2 separate regions of the Homo sapiens genome follow, and region 1 is linked to region 2. Evidence: read pairs that join two places in POLR2A ChIA-PET (ENCODE). Cell type or tissue: GM12878. All regions are shown on one strand. Links, peaks and the distances in the headings refer to the core of each region. The heading gives the core; the rest is flanking DNA.

Region 1 (4,398 bases), core at 252-4,251, 280 kb after region 2:
TTATGATCACTTCTGAACCTCAGTAGTATATAGCTTGCTTATTTCTTTATAACATGTATCACTTTCTGCCTTGTAGTTATGATTTTCTCACCTCCTTTATAAGAATGAGAGGTTGGGGCAGCATTTTGTACAGGGTGAGGCAACAAATAGATTCTCAGTAAATGTTTGTTATGTAAATGAATGAATAGGACATTTAATATTTTTAAAAGGTAAAATTTGAGTGCTTAATGTCTGCTGGGGATGAGTCTGATTACCTCACATATTAATCAGTTTACTCCTACAGCAACCCCAAAAGATAGTTATCATTATTATCACCATTTTATAGATGAGGAAACTGAAACACAGAGAAGTTAAGTAACCTGCCCAAAGTCATGCAGAAGGTAAGAATAATAAGAGTTGGGATTTAAGTTCAGGCAGTCAGGTTCCAGAGTCCATGTTCTAAATCATCACACTCTACTACCTCTTGATGAAGAACAAAAGTAGTTCCTTCCCTGCAAGGGTTCAGGATGTAAGGAGGGAGTAACTCAATAGAAGTTGGTGTTGTACTAGTAATGCAAAGTGCTATTTGCATTACTACAGGATATGTCTTTTAACTTGGGGAAGCATAAAATATTACAAATGAAGGGGATTCTTACCTAATAGAATTGTCTTCAACTAATTTCTTTTGTTACAGAATATTTCTTTTAGCTTGGGGAATACAGGATATTTCTTTTAGCTTGGGGAAGCATAAAATATTACAGATGAAGGGGATTCTTATCTAATAGAATTGTCTTTAACTAATTTCTTTTGATAGTTGTCTAGCCTCTATTGAATATCTTTAGTGCTGAGACTCTCACTTCTTTTGTTTACAGTGAGAGTAAGGAAGGCCATTTTACCCAGAATGGGTGGGCCTGGGCACAGAGGAGGAGTAATATAGATTTTGACATAAGAGAAAGGATGAGTTTATTGGGGTTTGCTCTGTGGATGTTCTAACCTCACATCTAGGAGAGGTTCCCCTATGCTAACAAAGGCTGGTCTTGCCAAAATTTTGCACTAATAATGCAGGTATACACACGGTCTGTGATTGAACCACTTCCTGTCACTCCAACTCGGGACGTGGCTACATCTCCCATTTCACCTACTGAAAATAACACCACTCCACCAGATGCTTTGACCCGGAATACTGAGAAGCAGAAGAAGAAGCCTAAAATGTCTGATGAGGAGATCTTGGAGAAATTACGTAAGGAATTTGTAGCTTTCTGAACCTTTCTTCGTTTTATGACTGGTCAAGCACAGAGATTTGCTGGTCGTAGGCTTGGTCCATGCAGCTGGCTGGCCATGCTTGGTACCTTAGGCACAGACTGCTTCTCCTCACCCTGCCCCTGAACCTCCCTTCCCTGTCTCACAGCCCTGGTTGGATACTATGTTAGGATGGAGATGTGGTGAGAGTGTGGATAGCTTACTTTGAGGGCAGGGCATCCCTCACCCCTAGGCATGTATTATAGCGAAGACAAATAGTTTTTCTCTAATGAATAGCCTAGAATGCCATGTTGAGAAAGACTGAGGACCTAGTGGAAAAGGGCACTGTGATCAATTATTGATGTTTTGCCATTGACCTAGGAGAAGACGCATCTGCCATCTTGGTTGTAGGAAAAGAGGGAAGGGAAGTTAACATTTTATGAACCTATAGTATGTATCAAATGACAAGCAAAATATTTTCTTGATTTTTTTTAAATTTAATTCTCTTATTAACCCTGTGAAGAAAAGCATTATGATCCTAATTTTTGCAATGAAGATATCTGAGGCTCAGGGAGGCTAAATATCCTGCCCAAAATCACGCAGCTAAAAAGTGACATGGCTGAGGTTAGAACACAGTTTTTGTTCCTGTAAGTAGAGCATACTGCCTCTTGCTGTCAAGTGGAAACTTCCATTTTACTTTCTTTAGCTGCCAGAAATGGGGGTATGTTAGGGTAGCTTATTTCTGTGTTTCAGTAAACTGCAGAAGAATTCATGTTAGAAGGAAGAACTAGGTTGATCTGTGGGCTTGGAAGAATCATTTGACAAGGGCTTTAATTTATTCACTGTATCTACTTACTTCCAAAAAGGATTTGATGTGACCGATTTGGCGACGTCTGCAAACTGGCATTGCTTTGTGGTTCTCTAGTTCTTCCTGATTAATTCCTATATGACTTTAAAACAAATTTTCACTGTTTTAAAAATTGCCCTTTTCTGGATCCCTCATAAAATGACAAAGTAAGAAAAGCCACTTACCTAGTCATCTGTTTACTCCTGTATGTAGTCTTGTTCTCTAAACCAGAGTTTTTTGTTTTGTTTTGTTTTAACAATAACACTTAGAATTATGACTTAGAATTAAGACTTGGCCTGGGAGTTAGGACACTTGAGTTGAAGCTTCTGCTCAGCCACTGACTTGTGTCTTAGGCAATTTTCTACTGTTCTCTAAACCTCATTTTTCTCATTTTTAAAATAGGGATGTTAATACTTGTCTCATTTGCAAATCAAATGAGGTAATATATGTGAAAAGTACCAATTCCTAGTAATTGGGTATTAATGGAGAGCACATTGGACCGGGAGACTAAAAATGAAACTCCTAATCTTAGCTCTGACACCAATTTGCTGTGTGACCTTGGGGGGGAAGTATCTTCTTCCCTTCTGTGGGCCTCAATTTCTCCATCTCTAAAATACAAGTTATAAAACCCAGTGGAAAACCTCTATGTCGTTGCACTTGAAATATTCTTTGTTGTAAACCTCTTCTCTACTTTATCTCTCTGGCTTTTACTTAAAGTGGAAATCAGTCCATATATCACCTTTCTGAAGTTTTTCCAGTCTTTTTTTTGTGTGTGTGTGCCTCTTTCTGTACCCCTTTGGCTTTTATCACAGCAATTATTATATTTTCATGGAACTTTATGCTTACTTATCTGTCTCCTCCATGAAATTGACCTTCTTGAGAGCAGGGACTGCCTTGACTGTGTCATATCTCTTCATTCCTAACACAACATATGGCTTGGTGCGTATTAAATGAGTAAATATTTACTGAATGGATTAATTAAAAAATGAATGACTTTTAGGAGTTTAGAAATGGAATAGCTTACTATGAATCAAAGCAGTCAAGGTGATGAAACTTTTGGTTGAGACTTATGGGGGAAAAGCTGAGGGCCTGTTTAGCATGCTTTTTGGCTATTGGAGGTAGTTCTTTAACCCTTGCCAGCTACAGGGGTTGGGGAAATGTGGAACCTTTTTTGTATCTTGATTTGGGAAAAAATGATTCATGGTCTCTGTTTCTTTCAAAGGAAGCATAGTGAGTGTGGGCGATCCTAAGAAGAAATATACACGGTTTGAGAAGATTGGACAAGGGTTAGTAGGGGCATTTTCTTTCCCTGGAGAAATGACTTTAAAGTGTGTGTGCCGGCATATATGATTTTGCTTTTTTTTTGCCTCTCATAAACCTTGTTCTTCTTTCTCCACTTTACCCCTCACCCATCTGGAGTTGTTATGTGAGACTGACTTGAGATTTGGCAGAATTATGCTTAATATGAGAGAGATGCCATTAGCTGACCATGTTGCTAAAAATACCCCTGCAGTGACAGTGAGAGAACGGTTTTTTTTCTTAGCACAAAACCAACTTCCCAAATTACAACTCTGCTTTTCCGGATGAACCCTGTTTGTCCTAGTGCTGAGATCCACCAGCACTAATATAAAATGGAAGACCCAAAACTATAAATCCTTCTACTACTGTGATAGGACCTGTTTTTCTAGGTAGATGCCAGAATTTATCCTTCTTGCATTCATCCTTCTCTGTATCTTATATGCTGCCCTCAGTGTAATGAATTCAGCAAGTCTTAACTGAGTTCCTATTGTGTGCAAGGCACTATGAATTCAGAGACAATCTCTGCTTCCAAGGACCTCAAGTCAACAGAAAAAGATAGGCAAACAATTGTATAGTCATATGTTGCCTAACAAAGGGGATATGTTCTGAGAAGTGCATCCTTAGGCAGTTTTGTCATGTGAGCGTCATAGAGTGAACACAAAACTAAATAGTATAGCCTACTACACACCTAGGCTATATGGTATAGCCTCTTGCTCCTAGGCTACAAGCCTGTACAGCATGTTACTGTACTGAATACTGTAGGCAATTATAACACAATGGTGGTTGTATATCTAAACATAGAAAAGATACGGTAAAAATACAGCATAAAAGATAAAAAAAAGGTATATTTATGTAGGGCACTTAACATGGATGGAGCTTGTAGGACTGGAAGTTGCTCTAGGTGAGTCAGTGAGTGGTGAGTGAATGTCGAGGCCTAGGACATTACTGTGTACGCTACTGTAGACTTTATAAACCCTGTACACTTAGACTGTACATTTATTAAAAAACAAAGTAATTGTGCTATGACGTTACAA
Region 2 (4,398 bases), core at 137-4,136:
GACCTCAGGTGATCCATCCACCTCGGCCTCCCAAAATGCTCCCAAAATTATAGGCCTGAGCCACCACGCTCGGCTTATAATGTCAAATCTTTTTTAACATAGTAACATGCTGTTGGAAAAAATAAGTTGTTGAAAGTAAGTTGTTTTCCCATTTAAAAATATCTGTGAATATTAATATATGATTTGCATTTGTAAATCTGAAAAAGTAAAATACAGAAACCTAGGGTTTCTTTTCTTTTTTTATTTAAAAAAAAAAGAATTTAACGATTAGAATAAGTGTTTTTAAGTGTGGAACTTGGCTTCTGTCCTATAGAATGCATAATCCCAGTTCATGTAAAAGATTATGAGAGTTCCATAGCAAATGCTGTGCAGAGGAGCATTTGTATTCTCTCTGCACTAGTAAGGAATTACAGAGGTATTATGATGGCTTTTAAAAGTGAAGGCCATAATTTGATAGGCACTCATTCTATGTTTAGGTTTCAGTTTTTCCATGTCGTCATTGAGTCATTCAAGTTTTATGGCTCTGGATATTTGAAATTATTTTGGACACCCAAATTTGGAATGTTTCTTTCTGAATTGTGATAACGCCAGAAAATTTTTGAGATCAGAAAAGGGCAGTTTATTTGCTTTAAAATAATACAGCTTTTGTAGGGGACTCGTGATACTTGGGCATTATTTCCTCTCCACATTAAAAGGAAAGCAGTGGGCAGGAAAGATGCATACAGCACATAACCTCATTACATAATACAATGTTTCTTTGGAACCAGTAGGAATGAGTTGTTCTGGAAAACAATTTGTAGAGGTTTTATCACTTTTAGCTCTTTAAGATTTATCACTTTTAGGCCAGGCGCAGTGGCTCACGCCTGTAATACTGGCACTTTGGGAGGCCGAGGTGGCAGATCACCTGAGGTCGGGAGTTTGAGACCAGCCTGGCCGTCATGGCAAAACCCCATCTCTATTAAAAATACAAAAATTAGCGAGGCGTGGTGTCACACGCTTGTAATCCCAGCTACTTGGGAGGCTGAGGCAGGAGAATCGCCTGAACCCTGGAGGTGGAGATTGCAGTGAGCCAAGATCATGCTACTGCACTCCAGCCTGGGTGACAGAGTGAGACTTCATCTCAAAAAAACAAAGATTTATCACTTATAAGCTTCCTAGTTTTCCTTTACTTTTTTTTTTTTAATAAGAATGTTGGATAGAAATCTTTCCACATGACAGTGCATATATTCTTACTTTTGCCTTTTGAAAGTATACAATTAGGGGCAGGGTGTGGTGGCTCATGCCTATAATCCCAGCACTTTGGGAGGCCGAGGCGGGTGGATCACGAGGTCAGGAGATCCAGACCATCCTGGCTAACACGGTGAAACCCCGTCTCTAAAAATACAAAAAATTAGCCGGGTGTGGTGGCGGGCGCCTGTAGTCCCAGCTACTGGGGAGGCTGAGGCAAGAGAATGGCGTGAACCCGAGAGGCGGAGCTTGCAGCGAGCCGAGATCCGCCACTGCACTCCAGCCTGGGCGACAGACCGAGACTCTGTCTAAAAAAAAAAAAAAAAGTATACAATTACGTAAGTTTTAGTATATTTACAGAGTTGTACAGTTATCACCACAATCTAATAATCTGCCTTTGTTTTTGGTAATGCTTTCGGTAACTGAGGGTCATGTGGTTAGACATTGATTTCATTTAGGGGAACTGAGGTGGAAAGTTCATCCTCCCCTTCCACTGAACATGAGTGATCTCAGACTGTCACACTGTCATTGTTCCTGCCCAAGGCAGTCCTAGGTTCTCCTGTTTTACTTTTGTTTTTGCTTGGTTAGAAATTAGACAGCCAGGCTTGTTAAAATTGTATAGAATATAGAATGATACAGGGGTCTTACTTCATTAACTTTTAAAAATAATTCATATAGCATACAGTTTAACCATTTAAACATACAATTCACTAGTTTTTAGTCTGTTTACAGAATTGTGCAATTATCACCACCATTTTAGAATATTTTCTTCACCCCAAAAAGAACCTGGTACCCAGTAGCAGACATTCCCTATTTCCTTCTAGCCCTAGGCAACCACTATATTGCATTAACATTTTTTTTTTGACTTCTTCAGGATTTTTTACTTTTTTTCTGCTAAGTGGTACAGCTCCAGATGGATGAAGTATTATCAGAAAATTAGCTAGCCTCTACTGAAAGCTCAAAATACTGATTTTGGTGATGTGTTTCCTTTGTTACACCAATAAAATATTTGCATTTGACCACATTTGAGGGAAAACTAGATCTAGCTTTTCTGTGGCTTTCTCTTAAAGACGTTGAATAAATGAAAGGCTTCAGGGAATCTGTCTCTCAGGGTAATAATTATTTCCTGACTTGCGGTGAGTGTGATTACAGCCATTTCATATATATGTCTTTTAGTGTAGGATTCATGGAGAAATGCATGATTACCAAGGATTTATTGCATACTTAACTCCTGAGCTCTTTGTTAACGGTTTTGAAGGATGTTAATAAAGGAATGTGACAAGTTCTGCTGTCCGATAGTTCACATTCCATAAGGGCACATATAAGACTCATTACCACAGAGTTAAGTGCTAAAATTTGCAAATCAGAAAAGGAAGAGATCTTTATGGACTGGTGTAGTTGAAGGGAGGCCTCATGGAAGAGGGGAGGATTTGCAAAAGCAAAGAGGGTATTTGAAGACATACCAAAAAAGAGTAAGCATGAAAGTCATAGAAACATACATGTGACTGAGGAAAATGGAATTTCAAGTCTGTTTGAATTTATAGCTAGAGGGAAAGAGACCGTAACAGAATTGATCTTAAAGAAAACTCAGTTTCCACTACTGAATTTTCTTATTTTATGAACGTTTCTAAAAAAGTAAACTTGAATTTATTTATATGCATAAAGGTGTCCAAGCTGAACTTTTATATACTTTGTGGTCTTACATGAGGATTTACTTTCTAAAAATAATCTACTTAAAACATGTTTTTCAGCCGCCTGTCTTGGTTAGATGGCTCTGGATTAGGATTCTCACTGGAATACCCCACCATTAGTTTACATGCATTATCCAGGGACCGAAGTGACTGTCTAGGAGAGCATTTGTATGTTATGGTGAATGCCAAATTTGAAGGTATGTATGGTGTAATTTAATCTAATGCCTCCTTTGATAGCAAATTATATTTTAAAAAAGAGTCTTTGAGGCCGGGCACGGTGGCTCACGCCTGTAATCCCAGCACTCTGGGAGGCCGAGGCGGGCGGATCACAAGGTCAGGAGATCGAGACCATCCTGGCTAATACGGTGAAAACCCGTCTCTACTAAAAAATACAAAAAATTAGCCAGGCGTGGTGGTGGGCGCCTGTAGTCCCAGCTACTCAGGAGACTGAGGCAGGAGAATGGTGTGAACCTGGGAGGTGGAGCTTGTAGTGAGCCGAGATCATGCCACTGCACTCCAGCCTGGGCGACAAAGTGAGACTCCGTCTAAAAAAAAAAAAAGAAAAAAAAGAGTCTTTGATAATAATCAATGTAACATTGAGGCCATTGACTCATTTTGGGTAGTAGTTTATTAAGCAAAATTTCAGCACAGCAACTTGGACACTTGAAGTTTTCACAATGGATGTTCATGTGTGTCTGTATATATTTCTCTATATTTACACTTAGAATTCTTCATTTATTATGGATATGTATTTCTAGCTTTTCCTCTAAAGTTTCACTGTTTATTCTGCCTTTCTCTTTTTAAAAGGCACCCTTAGGGGCTTGGATCAGTATACCCTGTGCTTCTCATAATTTAAGATAGAACTGTTTTGTTTTGTTTCAGTAGTGGGTCTCAGTGGTTGTAGGGGGGATATATTTTCCATGGGCCTCCACCAACCTCACCATTCCCCCACATTTGGCAGTGACATTTTGGTTGAAAGAGGAAGGGTATTATTGGTGTCTAGCAGTTAGATGCCAAGGATGCTATTATTATACTAAATATTCTGCTATGCACAGATGGTCCCCCACAACAAAGAATTATTCCATCCAAATGTCAGTAGTGCCAAGGTTGAGAAACTGTAGGATATAAAGATTCTCAAGTTTTGCTTTGGGATAATTGCAAAGACTTGTAAAAGTCTAGTGAAGATGCTCATGTTTAAAATAACGGGTTGCTTTTCTTTGAAGTAGTGTGTAAGAGACAATCCTATGAAGTTACCTACAAGGCTATTGCTCTTTCAAATTTAGATTTTAATATGGTTCCAGATATAATATGATCATTTATATTCAGGTGTGAAACTATTTAGTAATTCTTAGGACTTTTGGCAAGACCTGCCTCATTAAGTGGTAATGACTGATTCAGCTATCTGAAAATATTTTTGTTATAAGATTTCAAATTCTTGCCATTGGAAAAGGTTCAAAGACATTTAAAAATCTAGTGAAGT

The links. ChIA-PET counts read pairs that join two places held together with the same protein. Peaks named below come from ENCODE experiments on the same cell type or tissue, not always from the same donor. Only the 100,000 strongest peaks of a DNase experiment are listed, where the experiment ranks them.
Region 1: POLR2A ChIA-PET joins it to region 2 with 6 read pairs; 3 of 35 experiments call an interaction of 5 or more read pairs at or near these places.

The regions. Positions count from the first base shown.
Region 1 is chr11:77,352,489-77,356,886 of GRCh38, reverse strand. PAK1 (p21 (RAC1) activated kinase 1) reads left to right here. Exons shown (of 15, transcript NM_002576.5): 7 at 1,045-1,219; 8 at 3,288-3,351. Among named protein-coding and RNA genes, the nearest start is that of GDPD4, 53 kb to the right of the region's middle. In GM12878, for the core only: no CTCF peak of the experiment used is centred there; a DNase peak (open chromatin) is centred at 2,574; H3K27ac peaks cover 514 bases.
Region 2 is chr11:77,628,480-77,632,877 of GRCh38, reverse strand. It overlaps CLNS1A (chloride nucleotide-sensitive channel 1A), which reads left to right. Exons shown (of 7, transcript NM_001293.3): 2 at 2,979-3,115. Among named protein-coding and RNA genes, the nearest start is that of CLNS1A, 7.1 kb to the left of the region's middle. In GM12878, for the core only: no CTCF peak of the experiment used is centred there; DNase peaks (open chromatin) are centred at 1,697 and 2,257; H3K4me3 peaks cover 668 bases; H3K27ac peaks cover 1,000 bases.